5 separate regions of the Homo sapiens genome follow, and all the other regions are linked to region 4. Evidence: chromatin contacts called from ENCODE Hi-C or POLR2A ChIA-PET data. All regions are on one chromosome and are shown on one strand. The core of a region is the stretch at or near the end of the contact, and the rest is flanking DNA. Distances in the headings are between cores, read along the strand shown. Region 1 holds the start of SEC31A (SEC31 homolog A, COPII component). Region 2 holds the start of PLAC8 (placenta associated 8). Region 3 holds the start of HNRNPD-DT (HNRNPD divergent transcript). Region 4 holds the start of CCNG2 (cyclin G2). Region 5 holds the start of UTP3 (UTP3 small subunit processome component).

The links. Hi-C counts contacts between places; a loop is a spot of excess contacts on that map. ChIA-PET counts read pairs that join two places held with the same protein, here RNA polymerase II (POLR2A). Pooled maps may share reads with other maps.
Region 1: a loop to region 4 is called in a map of CD8-positive, alpha-beta T cell, with 20 times the contacts of the local background. The contact joins the promoter of SEC31A here to the promoter of CCNG2 in region 4. A Hi-C loop is called at or near these places in 2 of 168 maps with a recorded cell type or tissue (CD8-positive, alpha-beta T cell and naive thymus-derived CD4-positive, alpha-beta T cell), 1 of 37 single-sample maps with no recorded cell type and 10 of 50 pooled maps.
Region 2: a loop to region 4 is called in a map of naive thymus-derived CD4-positive, alpha-beta T cell, with 10 times the contacts of the local background. The contact joins the promoter of PLAC8 here to the promoter of CCNG2 in region 4. A Hi-C loop is called at or near these places in 1 of 168 maps with a recorded cell type or tissue (naive thymus-derived CD4-positive, alpha-beta T cell) and 6 of 50 pooled maps. POLR2A ChIA-PET finds 5 or more read pairs at or near these places in 1 of 52 experiments (PC-9).
Region 3: a map of CD8-positive, alpha-beta T cell shows a loop between it and region 4 (13-fold over the local background). The contact joins the promoter of HNRNPD-DT here to the promoter of CCNG2 in region 4. A Hi-C loop is called at or near these places in 2 of 168 maps with a recorded cell type or tissue (CD8-positive, alpha-beta T cell and naive thymus-derived CD4-positive, alpha-beta T cell), 4 of 37 single-sample maps with no recorded cell type and 11 of 50 pooled maps. POLR2A ChIA-PET finds 5 or more read pairs at or near these places in 1 of 52 experiments (OCI-LY7).
Region 5: a loop to region 4 is called in a map of CD8-positive, alpha-beta T cell, with 24 times the contacts of the local background. The contact joins the promoter of UTP3 here to the promoter of CCNG2 in region 4. A Hi-C loop is called at or near these places in 1 of 168 maps with a recorded cell type or tissue (CD8-positive, alpha-beta T cell) and 6 of 50 pooled maps. POLR2A ChIA-PET finds 5 or more read pairs at or near these places in 1 of 52 experiments (OCI-LY7).

Annotation. Positions count from the first base shown.
Region 1 is chr4:82,889,806-82,892,952 of GRCh38, forward strand. SEC31A (SEC31 homolog A, COPII component) reads right to left here and starts at 1,348. Exons shown (of 27, transcript NM_001077207.4): 1 at 1,283-1,348.
Region 2 is chr4:83,113,366-83,116,266 of GRCh38, forward strand. PLAC8 (placenta associated 8) reads right to left here and starts at 1,364. Exons shown (of 5, transcript NM_016619.3): 1 at 1,301-1,364.
Region 3 is chr4:82,373,214-82,376,238 of GRCh38, forward strand. HNRNPD-DT (HNRNPD divergent transcript) reads left to right here and starts at 1,355. Exons shown (of 2, transcript NR_183813.1): 1 at 1,355-1,452. It overlaps HNRNPD (heterogeneous nuclear ribonucleoprotein D), which reads right to left and starts at 778. Exons shown (of 9, transcript NM_031370.3): 1 at 233-778. The coding sequence starts at 465. RefSeq lists a silencer at 277-376 and an enhancer at 737-906.
Region 4 is chr4:77,155,800-77,158,696 of GRCh38, forward strand. CCNG2 (cyclin G2) reads left to right here and starts at 1,408. Exons shown (of 8, transcript NM_004354.3): 1 at 1,408-1,707; 2 at 2,734-2,871. The coding sequence starts at 2,734. LOC101928864 (a long non-coding RNA gene) reads right to left here and starts at 2,265. Exons shown (of 2, transcript XR_244659.5): 1 at 1-2,265. RefSeq lists silencers at 967-1,086, 1,507-1,576, 1,607-1,716.
Region 5 is chr4:70,687,159-70,690,189 of GRCh38, forward strand. UTP3 (UTP3 small subunit processome component) reads left to right here and starts at 1,374. Exons shown (of 1, transcript NM_020368.3): 1 at 1,374-3,031. The coding sequence starts at 1,520. The coding sequence ends at 2,959. RefSeq lists enhancers at 299-1,269, 650-739, 1,270-2,238, 1,440-1,499.

The sequences.
Region 1 (3,147 bases), core at 98-2,597, 5.7 Mb after region 4:
AAGATAAAATCACTACAAAACTACAAAAACACTACGAGTTATCCAAAAGTTCTTAAGAGTCTACAAACCTCTCCCTGAGCTGTTAATTAAGGGATAGTGAGAAACAAGGAGCACAGAAGAACCACTAAAAAAGGAGAGTAGGCTGGGCGTGGTGGCTTATGCCTGTAACCCCAGCACTTCGGGAGGCCAACTCGGGCGGATCACTTGAGGTCAGGAGTGCCAGACCAGCCTGACCAACAGCGTGAAACCCCGTCTCTACTAAAAATACAAAAATTAGACAGGTGTGGTGGTGGGCGCCTGTAATCCCAGCTACTCAGGAGGCTGAGACGGAGGTTGCAGTGAGCTGAGATCGCGCCACTGCACTCCAGCCTGGGTGACAGAGCGAGACTCCGTCTCAAAAAAAAAAAAAAAAAAAAAAAAGGAGAGTAAGCTTTTGCCAACTCTTGAATAAACGGAGGTACAGAAAACGCAGGACGCTGTAACAAGAACACACCCTTATCGATTAAATACAGTTATAACTGCCCACAAAGACAACCAAATTTCAGTTTTCTATAGTTAGAAAAAATAAGTTAGGAGAAAGGATTTGTCACAGACTATCAGATCACTGCAACTTCAAATAGCCCTACGTAAAATTAATTCCTTAAGCGCAAGAAAAAATTTATAATGCCCACAAGTCCAGGCAATATTTTGGTTTATTTTACAACAGCCCCGTAATTTAACAACTTATTAGCAAAAACATGTAACACTTAATGAGACTGCCCTCAAAGTACAGGCTGCGCCTGGCTACCACCGTCCTTAAAATAATCCTAGTTAAATGACAGTAGACGTCAGTTCAAACCTATGAACCTTTAAATCTGGCAATAGTTCAAGTACAAAAAAAAATCCTAACCAAAGCCAAAGTAATCCTGAGATTTTTTTTCCTCTCCTCACCCTCGGGGACCGCACCTCTTTGTGCACAAGGGTCTGAAAGTCTCCTAATCTCAAACTCCAGTTACCAGCCCGGCTACTACTCCCCGGCAAGACACTGTCGCCAGCCTCGGGTGGCTTTTGCTCAGCAGTGGAGACGTCGGCGAATGCGGACGGGCGCGATCACTGGAGTCCAGATGCCAGGCGTTGTTCCGCCGGGCCCGAAACCAAGACTAGGGGCGCGCCGTCACCAGAGACCGGGCCTCAGGCTGGTGCGGGGCAGCGGAGACCCAGGCTGCGGTCCCAGTTTTGGCCTGGGCTCTACCTCAAAGCTTAAGGACCGGCGAAGAGGACAAAAAGCAACGGGCGGACGCACCTGGCGAGGACCTTCGGCAGCCGGATCCTGCGTTAGTGCAGCGCTCGTCGGACTCTCCCAGCATTCGCCGCCGCCCCTCCTCCCCGGCCAGGGCCACCTCCACGTTCCGTTCCAACGTGGCAGCCGCAGCCGCAGCCACGCCCTGCGCCCAACACTTCCGGGAGCGACATCTTTCCCCGCCCACCCGACGCACAGCCCGCCACGGCACTTCCGGGACCGGCGGTAGCCTGGGAGGCGGGGTACGGCTCCGCTGGTTGGTGGCGCTCTGCGGTCATCGCGCCCCGGCGATCGTAGAAACCCTTTTCTGAGGGGCGGCGCGCAGAATGTGGATGGGGTAGCCAGGACTAGTGGGTAAAGGACTAGTGCAGAGGGTGTCCCCGTCTGGCCGAATAACCGCCGTGGCCCGCAGGAACGCCACGTAGCACTAGTCCTGTGAGGCGTCGGCAGCCCCTGGCGACACTGCCCGCGCCAAACCAGGTGGAAAATCGGGCTGCAAGGGCTTTATTGTAATTTGTGACTGAGTTCTTAAAATTACCCACTTGATTGCACATTCTGGCGTTTTGAGAACTTATACAAAGTGAAACAATCTGGGCATTCCCAAAGGCTATTGTGGACAAAGAGGTATAGATGGGGTGTTATATTAATTCCAATTAGTACCGTTTCATACTTGTTACTATCCCATGGTATTGAGACCCGGTAGCACTCACCTTCTGCCACTGTTTCTCCACAACCTCAAATCTAATTAGATGCGTTGCCTAAGTGTACTTTTAGTTTAGGGAGGAATTATTTTACAGCAAGGTGAAGCCAAAGGAAAATCACTTGCTAAATTACCAGAAATTGGATTCAACCCAGATCTCCTAACTTCTAGACAAGTTCTTTTCTCATTACATCTAGCATTCAAAGCCAACTCTTGCACTTTGGGTAGCTAAAGCAGAAGGATCCTGCCCCTTGAACAGCAGCAGTGTTAACATTCCCACAGTCAGCTACATCTTCTGTAACATTCCATCTGAAGCTTGCAGCTTCATAAGACAGCTTAACATCAATTCACGCCAACTTCTGAAATAATGAACCCAACTTTTACTGGTAGTAATATATTCTCTTTCAGTCTTCTAATTACCATTTTCTTTCAACGCAGTAACTAAGGTTATCACTTTGGCCTGAATGCTAGTCAAACTGATTGGGATTTGTTTTTGATTAGTCTTCAATTCAAACAAGTAAATGCTCCATTTCAACCGCAAGCAGCTTTCTGTTCCTAGTGCAATTAAAACTGAAAGACGTTGAAGCAACTTTACCTTTTTACATTTATCAGACTTTTTCAATAGGCTTGTATTACAGCTTCATGCAGGTCTGGGTCTCAACCTATCTTTGCTTTGCTGTCACCACTTTCAAATCTAATCACATCCAATTTCACTTCCAGCATTATCACTTTTCTTTGCTGCTCTGTCCTTTGTTGACCAATTACCTCTTTTAATTATCCATTTTTATAAATGGTCACAAGTTTAATCTCTGGGGTCAAGGAGGCAACAGTACTATGCACTTTGTGCTCTGCTATCTGTGCATGAACTAAACAGATGATCAGTAACAAATCAACAAACTTTGAAAGCAAAGTAATGTAACTGGCGACTGATCATGATGCACATCTTTTTTTTGGGGGGGGGGGCACAATGATTTGTGGACTAAAGAGCTAGCAGCAAAATTTATGCAAGTTTTCTCAGTACTGTGGTAATGGAATTATTAACCACATTGTTGGACTGGTTTTATTTAACTGTGGTCACTGGTATTTATGCATATTGGAACTGTGCAAAGACTGCCTGTATCTAAAAAAAGAAAAACTCTTTAGTTCACAAAACTAAATCCAATTTAGT
Region 2 (2,901 bases), core at 114-2,613, 6.0 Mb after region 4:
GCAGTATCCTGGGCACTTCACAAGATTCTAATGCCAGTGGCCTTGCAGAGCACATTTTGTAACCCACGACCAGTGGCCTTATTTTTCTTCTGTTACTAATAACTACAGATCCAATTTAATTCAGCAAATATTTTATTGAGTGCCAGGGTGTGTAAACGTGTTGGGCTGGATTTGGTAAGGGCTAAGGAGATGCCTGAGGTTTCCTATCTGTGGCCAGCAGTTCTGCCCGTTGTGGTGTGACCACACAGCTGTTTTGTTCCATGCCATCTTTAACCCCACAGGAGCAGAGAGAGTGATTAAAAAAAAGTTGGCAGGGGCCACCTTGGAAAATGCAGGAAAAATGGGGGCAGGAGGTAGTGAAATGGGAATCTTGGTGGGCAAGCTTTGGAGAATGAGACTAGAATACCTTTCTTTAGGAAGTTCTGTGGAATGGTCTCAATGTCAGGAAATCTTGCAGTATTTGGCTCATATTTTAAACACCTTAATTTTATCTATTAGTTAAGAATCAATCTTGTATTTGTCTCTCCTTTCTATGAGCACTTCACTCCTGAGGACAGCCCACTATCTTAATAAAATACATTAATATTAATATAATACATGATATTAATTATAGTAATATTAATACATATTATTAATATTGATTAATCCAGATACTAGACATATTATTGAGATTTTTCTCTTCTACTGTTTATTGATGTTAAATTTCATTTTTTTGCTTTGATTGAAACATTTCCATTTCATAATCTCTCCATCTCTCTTTATACATATAAATGAAGCACCAGAATTTAATTTTGAAGAATTCTAGTCTGTTTTTCTTACTTTCATAGTGAGAATTCAAGAATTCTTATAATTCATTAGCTAAATCTACAAAATTCCATATCTTGTTTCTAAATACTTTGAATGGATAAAATAGAATATTTGTAAAGCAGAAAGAAATTAGACCGGCATAAGTCAACATGCATACATATTGAAATAAAGAGTGAAATTAATGATCATGTTACTAAATACAATGTATAATATGTGTTTGCTGCAGAAAGCAGCAATTGATGAGGATTCAAGGCTGGGATCTTACACTACTTTGAAAAGCCTGGCATTTGGCAAAATGCTTAGCAAGAAATTGTTGAATTTGACTAAATGTATAAATTTAAAGCAATTAGATAAGAAAACCTTAGTCTTTTAGCTGAAACTCAAAATATAACATGCTAAGAAAAAAACAAGAAAATCAAATAACTTTTAAAGAAAGCTTTTTTTTTTTGAATGCTAAGTTTTTAAAACAAGTTCTTACTTGTAAAGTACTTACAATTAGTAAACAAGGTTCCGAGCAGGAAATGTCTTGTGGCCTGGGAGAGAATCTCACCACAAATGAAAACTACGTGAAAGGGGAGAGGTAACTGTGTTTCTATCGCAGGGCATAGTACATAGAACAGTTTCAGACGCTCTTATTGGCCAGAGTAATCCAGCAGAAGTGGTTTCAATGTGTGTTTCTCTTATCTGGAGAATGAATATATCTCTTGCCAAATAAGGTGTGTTTCTTTTCCTATATTGTGTTAGGTACACTGATACGTCTTTTTAATGGGGAAAGGATTTAATTCATTATATAGTTTGATTGGTTTTACATGTCTGGCAGAGCTTACTGTTGTTTTTTTGTGTTTGTTTTTTGTTATCTTTGTGGGGAAAAAAAAGATCATTATTGTTTCAGATTATATAGTAGTTGGCATCTCAAGCATCCTTTAATGGTATCAACTTACAGATACTGAACATTAAAATAGGCCAAGCATTATCAATGACTTGTTAATGACTTTGATAGTTAGGCCTTATTTTTTCAATTTTAGAGGTGAGGAAACAAGCTCAGATTCTTGAGCTGACTTTCAGAGGCCACATAGCTAACAAGTTACTCACCTAGGATTTTAGCTCATGTCAGCTCAGCTCCAAACTATGGCTCTTTTTACAATGTTGCATCCAATTTCTTTGTACCTTTTTAATTATTCTTCTTATTGGTGGTATTACTATTTCTTTCTTTTGAAATTTTTATTCATAGTCTTTGAATTTCTGATCCCATAGTTTAAACTATCAAAAGACAAAATTACAACAAATTTAGTTTAGAAGATGTAATTGCCTTTTATTTGCAATTCTAGAATCAAGCAACACATCATTCTATAAAATAGAATGAGTGTCCTGGTGAGTATGAAGAAAGCGGAAACAGAGAAAAAAAGATAGATTGGTTGTTTCAAAGTTACTTTCCTTATAGGACTAAAACAGAGAGGACTTCCTTACTACACTGACTGAGGTTGACTGAAATCTCCTGTTTTTTGGAAAACTGGTCCATTTCAAAGTTCAGTTTGATTATATGTCACTTAGCACAAGCGACTTCATTCTGGTTTGGTCTGATTTTCTGGGGCCTAGAGCAGGAGGCTAGTCCATAACAATGGCCTCTCATAAACTTTGTTTAACAAAACCTTTCAGAAATGAGGGTGGGCCGGCACAGTGGGAGGCCCAGGCGGAGGACTGCTTAAGGTCAGAGTTCAAGACAAGCCTGGCCAACACAGTGAGACCTTGTCTCTAAAAAAAAACAAAAACAAAAACAAAAAATTAAAAAATTAGCCAGACATGGTGGTAAGTGCCCGTAGGCTTGTAGTCCCCGCTACTTGGAAGGCTGAGGCAGGAGGATTGCCTGAGCCCAAGAATTTGAGGTTACAGTGAGCTGTGTTGTGTCACCACACTCCAGCCGGAGTGACAGCAAGACCGTGTCTCTAAAAAAAAAAAAAAATTAAGAAATGAGAGTGGCCAGCTTTCCTGTCATTCACTCTGAAGTTTTTGCGGATGGGAAATCTTTCCCACTAGAACAAGGCTATTGTGTGAGGTTGTACAGTGAGAATGTGTGGCATTATGGCAGACTCTAAG
Region 3 (3,025 bases), core at 105-2,604, 5.2 Mb after region 4:
GACGGCTAAAGGTGGAAACGTGTGTGATGGGGGAGGGGGGCGATAAGCAGGCAAAGGAAGAAGGAAATGAAGGTCCGGGGAACCCAACATAGAAAAAGGGAGACCAGTGCAAGGAGGCTGCATGGGGGCCCGGAGAACGGGCTGAGAGCGGGAACCAGGCCTAATGGCGGGGGAATAAAGAGGGGGAGGGGGACTAGTTGGGCCTGACTATCCTGGGATGCCCCTTACTCACCCTTCATCCTCCTCGTTCTTACTGGCGTCAATCTTCGCCCCCTCCGACTCGGCGCTGCCCCCTTCGGTGCCTCCAGACGCGGTTCCGCCCCCGGTCCCGGCTCCGCTTCCCGCCGCCGCCGCTGCCCCCTGTGTCGCCGCCACCATGGCTCCCTCCTGCTCGCCCGCCGAGCCGCCTACCGCCGCCGTTGCCGCTGCCGCCGCCCCGTCCCCGCCGAACTGCTCCTCCGACATAGTGCTAGTGTCTCCGCCGCTGCCGCCGAGACTACACCCGCCGCTGCCGCGAACCGAAACTAGCAGCAAAGTAATCCCCGCCGCTGCCGCGCGCCCGCTCTACCTCGCGAAGCACACAAGACAGGGAAGGCGCGCGCGTGGCTGCAAAGGCTCCTGCGCCTCTCCCTGGCCTGCCCCCTTCGCCTCCCACTCTCGCGCGGCGCACACTCCCGCTCTCTCCCGCTGCACTAAAAAAGAATAAGCACCAGCGGCGGCCGCTCTCGCCTCCTCCTCGCTTTAATGGCGCCGCCGCGGACCACCTAAAATGGCCGACGGAAGAACGGCGCGTCCCGGTCACGTGACGCGAGAGCGCGCCCTTCGCGCGTCCCCCCACCCCTATCCCCCTAGTTTTTTTTTTTTCCCTTTCCTCCTCGGTCCCGCCCTCTCGCTACCCTTTATACCTTCCTCTCACGCTCCGCGTTGCACAGCCTTGGGGGCCTTTAAAAGGAACCGGAAGTGTCGTGAGCTAAGACAGTCGCGCGGGGACCATCGAGAACAAGGAGTGCTGTTTCGAAGTAGCGGCTAGAGGGGCCCCCTGCCTCCGCCCCCGCCCTTCCGAGGATTCCTGGAGTCCACTCACCCCTCCCCACCACTCCAGTAGCGGCGGGAGCAGCAGCGTTAGGCCGGGGTGTGGCTGCACCTCTGCGAAGGCTGTCGTGCCCCGTGCAGCTGCGGCGTTCGGGTGGGGGAGGGGAGGCTCACACCCTGCGGCGGCTTAAGCCTGGATTTACGCACTGGAGGAGGGAATTAGCCCTGAGATGTCAGCCCTGTGCCCCTGGCGCTGTCCACCCGGACGCCCGCGGAGCGCCAGGCGCCGCAGCGGACCGCGCGCGCACTGATTGCCGCAGCTACTCTCCCTGCCGTCGCCGCCCGGGACCGGGTGACATTGAGGTTTTCGTCTATCGCCGCTGGGCCGATAGGGCTTCTTTTTAAGATTTGGCTTTCCAAGTAAGATTTTTGTTTGCCTGCTTTTCTCCTGGAATTTTTTTGTTTTTGGTCGAAGAAGCAGGTAACTTGCATATCTTAAGGAAAACATTGTTTTTGCTTTGCTTTTGTTGTTTAAAGATCCTAAAACGTACCGTGATTCCTTTACGTTACTAATAATTGGAAAGTGTGTTAAATCAAGGGTTCGCTTAATGTTCTTTAGCCTTTGTACATAGAATATATAAATGTCGTGAGTCATCTTTACGAGGTTTATGAGTTTGTGTTCGGGTTTGGCTTTTTTGTTGTGTGTGCGTGGTTTTTTTTTTTCTTTTCTTGTAACACCGTTAGGCGTTTCATTAAGGTGTATAAAAAGTAATTTTATACACCTATTAAAAATTCCCGCTGCCTCGGCTGGAGACTGGATTATTCGGGCTTTGGGATTTGCTGCTTCCAGCAGTATCCTTAGAAGAAAATGAAGCTTCTAGGTACTTCTGTAGTCAACAAATAATTATTTGCCTGTTTAATTAAAGTGTTCGGGCACGGGGGAAACAAAGACGAGTTTGCAGACTCCAGCAAAAATCTTAAGAGTTTAAGTATTTGGGCCGGGCGCGGTGGCTCACGCCTGTAATCCCAGCACTTTGGGAGGCCGAGGCGGGCGGATCACGAGGTCAGGAGTTCGAGACAAGCCTGACCAACATGGTGAAACCCCCGTGTCTACTAAAAATACAAAAATTAGCCGGGCGTGGTGGCCGGTACCTGTAATCTCAGGTACTCAGGAGGCTGAGGCAGGAGAATCGCTTGAACCCGGGAGGTGGAGATTGCAGGGAGTCGAGATCATGCCACTTGCACTCCAGCCTGGGCGACAGAGCGAGACTCCGTCTCAAAAAAAAAAAAAAAAAAAAAGTTTAGGTATTTTCCACTGCAGTTAAACGAATTTGTATTAATTGGACACTATCCAAAAATCTCAAAGGAAGATTATAAGTAAGTTTTATTAATCAAGTTAGTAGAATTTACATTACAGAATAATTAAAACTCAAGAATACAGGTCAAATTCTGAAAACGTCCTAAAAATATAATCTTACCAAACTCCCGTAATAATCAAGTCACATAAAGGTAATACCAAGAATGTTTACCGTAAAGTGGTAGTGACTCCACATTTGTCTCCACCTGCCAGAATATTAGCAAAGGATAAAGTGGATATGGTGCTCAAACCATATATTCCGGGTTAGATACAACTAAGATGATTGACTGAAGGGAAGTCTGTTTAATCTTTTCTGGCTCAAGTGACGGTAATTGTCATTTATTTTGATCTTAAGATATCATTAGACATACCCACCTTTTGGTAATAGTGACTTTTCCAAAAGGTTCATTTTGATTTCACATGTAGCTTAGGAGCTTCTGGAATTCTTAGAATTTATGTCAAAAGTTCCAGACAACCTAGGAATGATTTTAAAGCTAACACCTTTACATGCTTTATGAGGATGTATGATGTCCATATCACTGATAGTCCTTGATATTATGGCCAAGATCTCTACATCCAGGATGTGCTCCTGCATCCACACAATATTCTTCTTGGAACTCACTTAACTTCTGGCAG
Region 4 (2,897 bases), core at 158-2,657:
TGTGTGCCTTCCCATATTTCACAAGTAACAAAATAATTCACAGAAAACACATAGAAGAACAGAAAGGAGAAATCTCTTCCCAGGGACTATCTGATTATGTAGATTAGAACTCACGAATATGGTATTTTCTAATTTAGGAGGGAGAGAGTAAACAAATAAATGTTCCAGGGCAGTCAACCACATGCCCCATTGATATTCCGTGTGAAAGTGTCTCTGGCCTAAGGCACCTGGTTTGTTTGCTTTTTGTCCCGTCCTGGGAGACGTGTCGCCTATAATAACAACGCTAATTATAATGAACAATAAATGATAATTTATGGGTTACCAAGGACCAAGAAGCTCTGGGAGTCTTCATTAAAACAACAGCACTACAACCTCTGGAGGTACGCCGTAATTATTAGATGTTTACGTACCCTCATCAGCGTGCTAAGTTTTTATTGAAAAGCCCCTCCTTCAGTCCCTCCTGAATTTTTTTAAATTATGGAAAAATTCCAAGACACAGAACTAGAAAGAATACTGTAATGCAGCCTCGAGTACCCATCACCCAGCTTCGACCCTCAACTTTTTGCCTATCTTATTTCACCTCTCTTCTCCATTTTTTTTTCTCTTGGACTGTAAAATTTTAAAGCAAATACCCAAACTTGTAGCATTTATTGAATATTTTAGTAAACGCCCCGACAATGTTATAATAATTTGGTGGGTTATTGCAAAATGGAACGCCAAGACAAAATAAAGAAGGAATGTAGAAAACTCTCCCGTGGCTGAAAAGGCTGTCACAAAGGTTAGCTGTTAGGAGAAGCGCCGCGAGCGTGACATTCCCCCAAGAAAGGCGGAGGCAGCCAGGCGAGAAGGCACAGCCCCGCAGGGCAGGTAACTGAATACCTTCTCCGCTGCACACCCAGGCATGCGCAATCCAGACCCTGGAGTTGCTAAGGCCCCAAGGCAGAGAGAGGCTCAGGCTACGGAGAAAGCCAATCAGAGGGCTCCAAGACTGATAAGTTAGCCAATCCAGATTCGAGGGTGAATCAGGTCCTCAGCATGCCCATCGCCCCACCCGCATCCAATCAGAGAGCCGGCTACTTTGGGCGGACTTTTCAAAACAGCGAAAACAAAACAAATCGGGGACCTTTAAAAGGCGTAATGAGACCAGAAACGATCTCCTTCCGCCCCTCTGTCTTCCCCCGTTCCCCAACGCAGATCAATCGCGGAATAAGCCCGACGCCCAGATTCCGCTCTCCGCCCTAGCGCCAGGCGGGAGGACTGGCTCGGCAAAGCCAAGGAGAGCTAGGGAGGCCGCGAGAGAGGCTCGAGACGGCAGCTTAGGGGCGGGACTCTTTTTTAAAGTCCGTGGAGGAAGTGCAGGATCCCTCCGCGGGGAGTCACGTGCCCCGCCCCCTTGGGGGCGTCGAAACTCTTAACAAAAACAAGGGGCTCGGGGAGGTTTCCGCTGAGGCGGCGGGGGTGCGGCGGTGGGCTGGTCTTCCGCGGCCGGCGTTGCGCCGCGGCGGAGGGTGGGCGCGCGGGGAGCGGGATGGAGCCGGGGCTGTGAGGCCGAGGCGGCGGTGCCTGGGAGGAAGGGTCGGATGCCGGACCGGGGGCACCGCTGAGGCGGTGGGTCCCCGACCTGCGAGACAGGTTTGGAAGCCCCCGCTGCGCCCAGTCCGTGCGGACCGCGAGGCCGCGGGCGGGTGGAGGCGCGTCTCCGGCACGGTGAGTGGACCCGCCCAGGGCCGCCGTGGGTTTCTTTGTTCGTGGTGGGGACTGTGGGCTTTGAGGAGGTTGGTACCATGCGAGTGCCTCGGTGCTGCCTGCTCCTCATCCGCTGGAGCGACCAGGGTGCTGCCCTCAGCCCCAGCCCCGGGGGGAGCTGGCGCCCGCGATGGACAGATAGATGCTCGTGGGGTGGAAGGAGGTTGCGACTAGGTTAAGGGCAGTCTCCGCCTCGGTGCCCCCCGCCCCCGCTCGTGTTGTCACGGGGACTTGCTGGCGTGGTGCTTCTCGAATTGACAGCCCCGGGGCTCTGCAGAGTTGTGGGGCCCCGGCATCAGTGGGTGGACGGGTGTTGTCCCTACGGGCGCGGGGCGGGCGGGCTGGACTGGACTTCTCTCCCCGGACCGTAGCCGGGTGTGCCGCGCCACCCCAGGGCTCCTGGGACGGGGGTATCCGCCTCTCGGGTAAGTCCGGAATCGGCGCTGCAGCAGCGGACGGGAAAAGCTGGGGGCGGGACTCTCCGAGAGGGGCTTCTGCAGCTGGGCGCCCCGGGCGGGCGGGGCTCGGGAGTCTCCTCCCTCCGCTTCTTTGTTCAGTCGCGAGACTCTCCCTCCCCTCCCCCCTATTGTGCAACACCCCATCCCCGGGACCCGCTGCAGTCGCTCGCCACACTGCAGTCCCCTGGGCAGAAGGCCCTCCCTGGCGCGACTTCAGGTGGGGCAGACCGAGGGGACGCCGGCGCCCGCGGACAGTTTCCTGTTTGTGAAACGCCAAGAGGCCAGGGCTGGCCGGTCTTACCCAGCGCTGGCCGGCGGACCTGACCACGGCTCCTCCCCCTGCCACACCTCCCTGGCCGTGGTGGGGATTGCCCTGGGGCTCTGGCGGACGTGACTGGTCCCTTCACCCGCTCCTTGTCGGGGTGTGCTGGGGCGACCCTTGCTGGAGGTACTGGCCTCAGCCCTTTCTCCCGCTTCCCCACCCCTCTTACCCCCAGATTACATTCTCTGTGTGGTGTCTTTACTGCAGATGAAGGATTTGGGGGCAGAGCACTTGGCAGGTCATGAAGGGGTCCAACTTCTCGGGTTGTTGAACGTCTACCTGGAACAAGAAGAGAGATTCCAACCTCGAGAAAAAGGGCTGAGTTTGATTGAGGCTACCCCGGAGGTAAGTTGGCAGAAAAGATAACTTGC
Region 5 (3,031 bases), core at 124-2,623, 6.5 Mb before region 4:
GTAATGCCAGCTACTCGGGAGGCTGAGGGAGGAGAATCACTTGAACCAGGGGGTCGGAGGTTGCAGTGGGCCGAGATTGCCACTGCACTCCAGCCTGGCAACAGAGCGAGCCTCCGTCTCAAAAAAAAAAAAAGAAAAAAAGAAAAAGAAAAAAGAAACAAAAAACAAAAGAAAAAGAAATTGTCACCATTAATTTTATTTTATTTATTTATTTATTTATTTTGAGACAGAGTCTCTGTCTGTCGCCCAGGCTAGAGTGCAGTGGTGCGATATCGGCTTACTGCCACCTCCGCCTCCCGGGTTCAAGTGATTCTCCTGCCTCAACCTCCCGAGTAGCTGGGATTACAGGTACCCGCCACCACGCCCCGCTAATTTTTTGTATTTGTAGTAGAGACTGGGTTTCCCCATGTTGGCCAGGCTGGTTTTGCACTCCTGACCTCAAGTGATCCACCCACTTCGGCCTCCCAAAGTGCTTAGGATTATGGGCATGAGCCACCGCGCCCAGCCATGTCACCATTAATTTTAGCAACGTATCAAAAGTTCAGCTTCCAACTACCTACATTAAAAGGTATAATAATACTAACCCTGAACCTTACATATGTAATGCCTAAAAACTTACACCCTGAATTACTCTAACATTACAGGGCAGACTTCCTTGAGAAGAGTCAGACCCTGCAGCGGGGCTCTGCCTTCCCACTGTCAGCCTCGGGGTCATCTAGCTTTATCGATCCCCATGGAGCGGGTCACCGAGCCCTGTGAGCAGGGAGAGGGCGATGGGGATGAGTAAACCCGAGCCGGAGGCCCGGCCTGCGCTCTCGCCCGGAAACCTCCCGTGGGATTCTGGAGTCCAGCGGCGCTGCCTGAGGCTGTGGTACCCAGAAATATGGTATTGGGGGTGGGGGTGAAATGAGAGGAAAGCAATCTGATTAACTTCCAGCCTGATAAGCAGAAAAGAGAAAACAAGGGAGCAGGAAAACTACGCTAGCACTAGACTGCCGGTCGCAAGCGCCGGGTACACACGCAGTTAAACCTCAATGGAACGCCCCCGGGACTTCTCCGGGGCGTAAAGCGCAGCGCCCTCTATTGGCCATCGGGACCTCGCCTGGAGGTGCCGTCAGGATTCCGTCCCCCAGCCACTCCCAGGCACTCGAGAGTAAGCGCATTAGCCCGAGAAAGCGTTCTGTGGAACGGAACTTCCTTATCCTATCGTTTCCACACGGAAAGATTTTAATTCACCGGAATCGACTGGCGTTAAAGGGCACAGTGAAAAGGAAGTTGGTATCAACGTGATCTCGACTAAGGGACCGAGCGGAAGTCCTCAATCGTACGCCACGCGGAGAGCATGCTGGGGGCCGGAAGGAAGAGGAAATTCCAGTAGCCGATCAGGAGTCTGCAAACTCCGGTGGTAGGGGAGCGCGCTGCTGTTTAGAGCCACGAGTTACCGGAGCGCCTGATTCCTGCGCCGAAGTCAGTGGTGGCCGAAAGTCCGGAGTCGCTGTAAAACCTGAGATTGTGAGCCATGGTGGGGAGATCCCGGCGGCGCGGAGCAGCTAAGTGGGCAGCTGTGCGAGCCAAGGCAGGTCCCACGCTCACCGACGAAAATGGAGATGATTTAGGATTGCCACCCTCACCAGGGGACACCAGCTACTACCAAGATCAGGTAGATGACTTTCATGAGGCACGATCCCGGGCCGCCTTAGCTAAGGGCTGGAATGAAGTACAGAGTGGAGACGAGGAGGATGGCGAGGAGGAGGAGGAGGAGGTGCTAGCCCTAGATATGGACGATGAGGACGACGAAGATGGAGGGAATGCGGGGGAGGAGGAGGAGGAGGAGAATGCCGATGATGATGGTGGGAGCTCCGTGCAAAGTGAAGCTGAGGCCTCTGTGGATCCCAGTTTGTCGTGGGGTCAGAGGAAAAAACTTTACTATGACACGGACTATGGTTCCAAGTCCCGAGGCCGGCAGAGTCAACAGGAGGCAGAGGAGGAGGAAAGAGAGGAGGAGGAGGAGGCACAGATCATTCAGCGGCGCCTAGCCCAAGCGCTGCAAGAGGATGATTTTGGTGTCGCCTGGGTTGAGGCCTTTGCAAAACCAGTGCCTCAGGTAGATGAGGCTGAGACACGGGTCGTGAAGGATTTGGCTAAAGTTTCAGTGAAAGAGAAGCTGAAAATGTTGCGAAAGGAATCACCAGAACTCTTGGAGCTGATAGAAGACCTGAAAGTCAAGTTGACAGAGGTTAAGGATGAGCTGGAGCCATTGTTAGAGTTGGTGGAACAAGGGATCATTCCACCCGGAAAAGGAAGCCAATACTTGAGGACCAAGTACAACCTCTACTTGAATTATTGCTCGAACATCAGTTTTTATTTGATCCTGAAAGCTAGGAGAGTCCCAGCACATGGACATCCTGTCATAGAAAGGCTTGTTACCTACCGAAATTTGATCAACAAGCTGTCCGTTGTGGATCAGAAGCTGTCCTCAGAAATTCGTCATCTGTTGACACTTAAGGATGATGCTGTAAAGAAAGAACTGATTCCAAAAGCAAAATCCACCAAGCCCAAACCAAAGTCTGTTTCAAAGACTTCTGCTGCTGCCTGTGCTGTTACAGATCTTTCTGATGATTCTGATTTTGATGAAAAAGCAAAACTGAAGTACTATAAAGAAATAGAAGACAGGCAAAAGCTAAAGAGAAAGAAAGAAGAAAATAGCACTGAAGAACAGGCTCTTGAAGATCAAAATGCAAAGAGAGCTATTACCTATCAAATTGCTAAAAATAGGGGACTTACTCCTAGGAGAAAGAAGATTGATCGCAATCCCAGAGTGAAACACAGAGAGAAGTTCAGAAGAGCCAAAATTAGAAGAAGAGGCCAGGTTCGTGAAGTTCGTAAAGAAGAGCAACGTTATAGTGGTGAATTATCTGGCATTCGTGCAGGAGTTAAAAAGAGCATTAAGCTTAAATGAAGTTTTTGCTTAGCATAAGGTTTTTGGCAGTTTTGGATCAATAAATTTTTACTTTTAACTAAAGTCATTGTA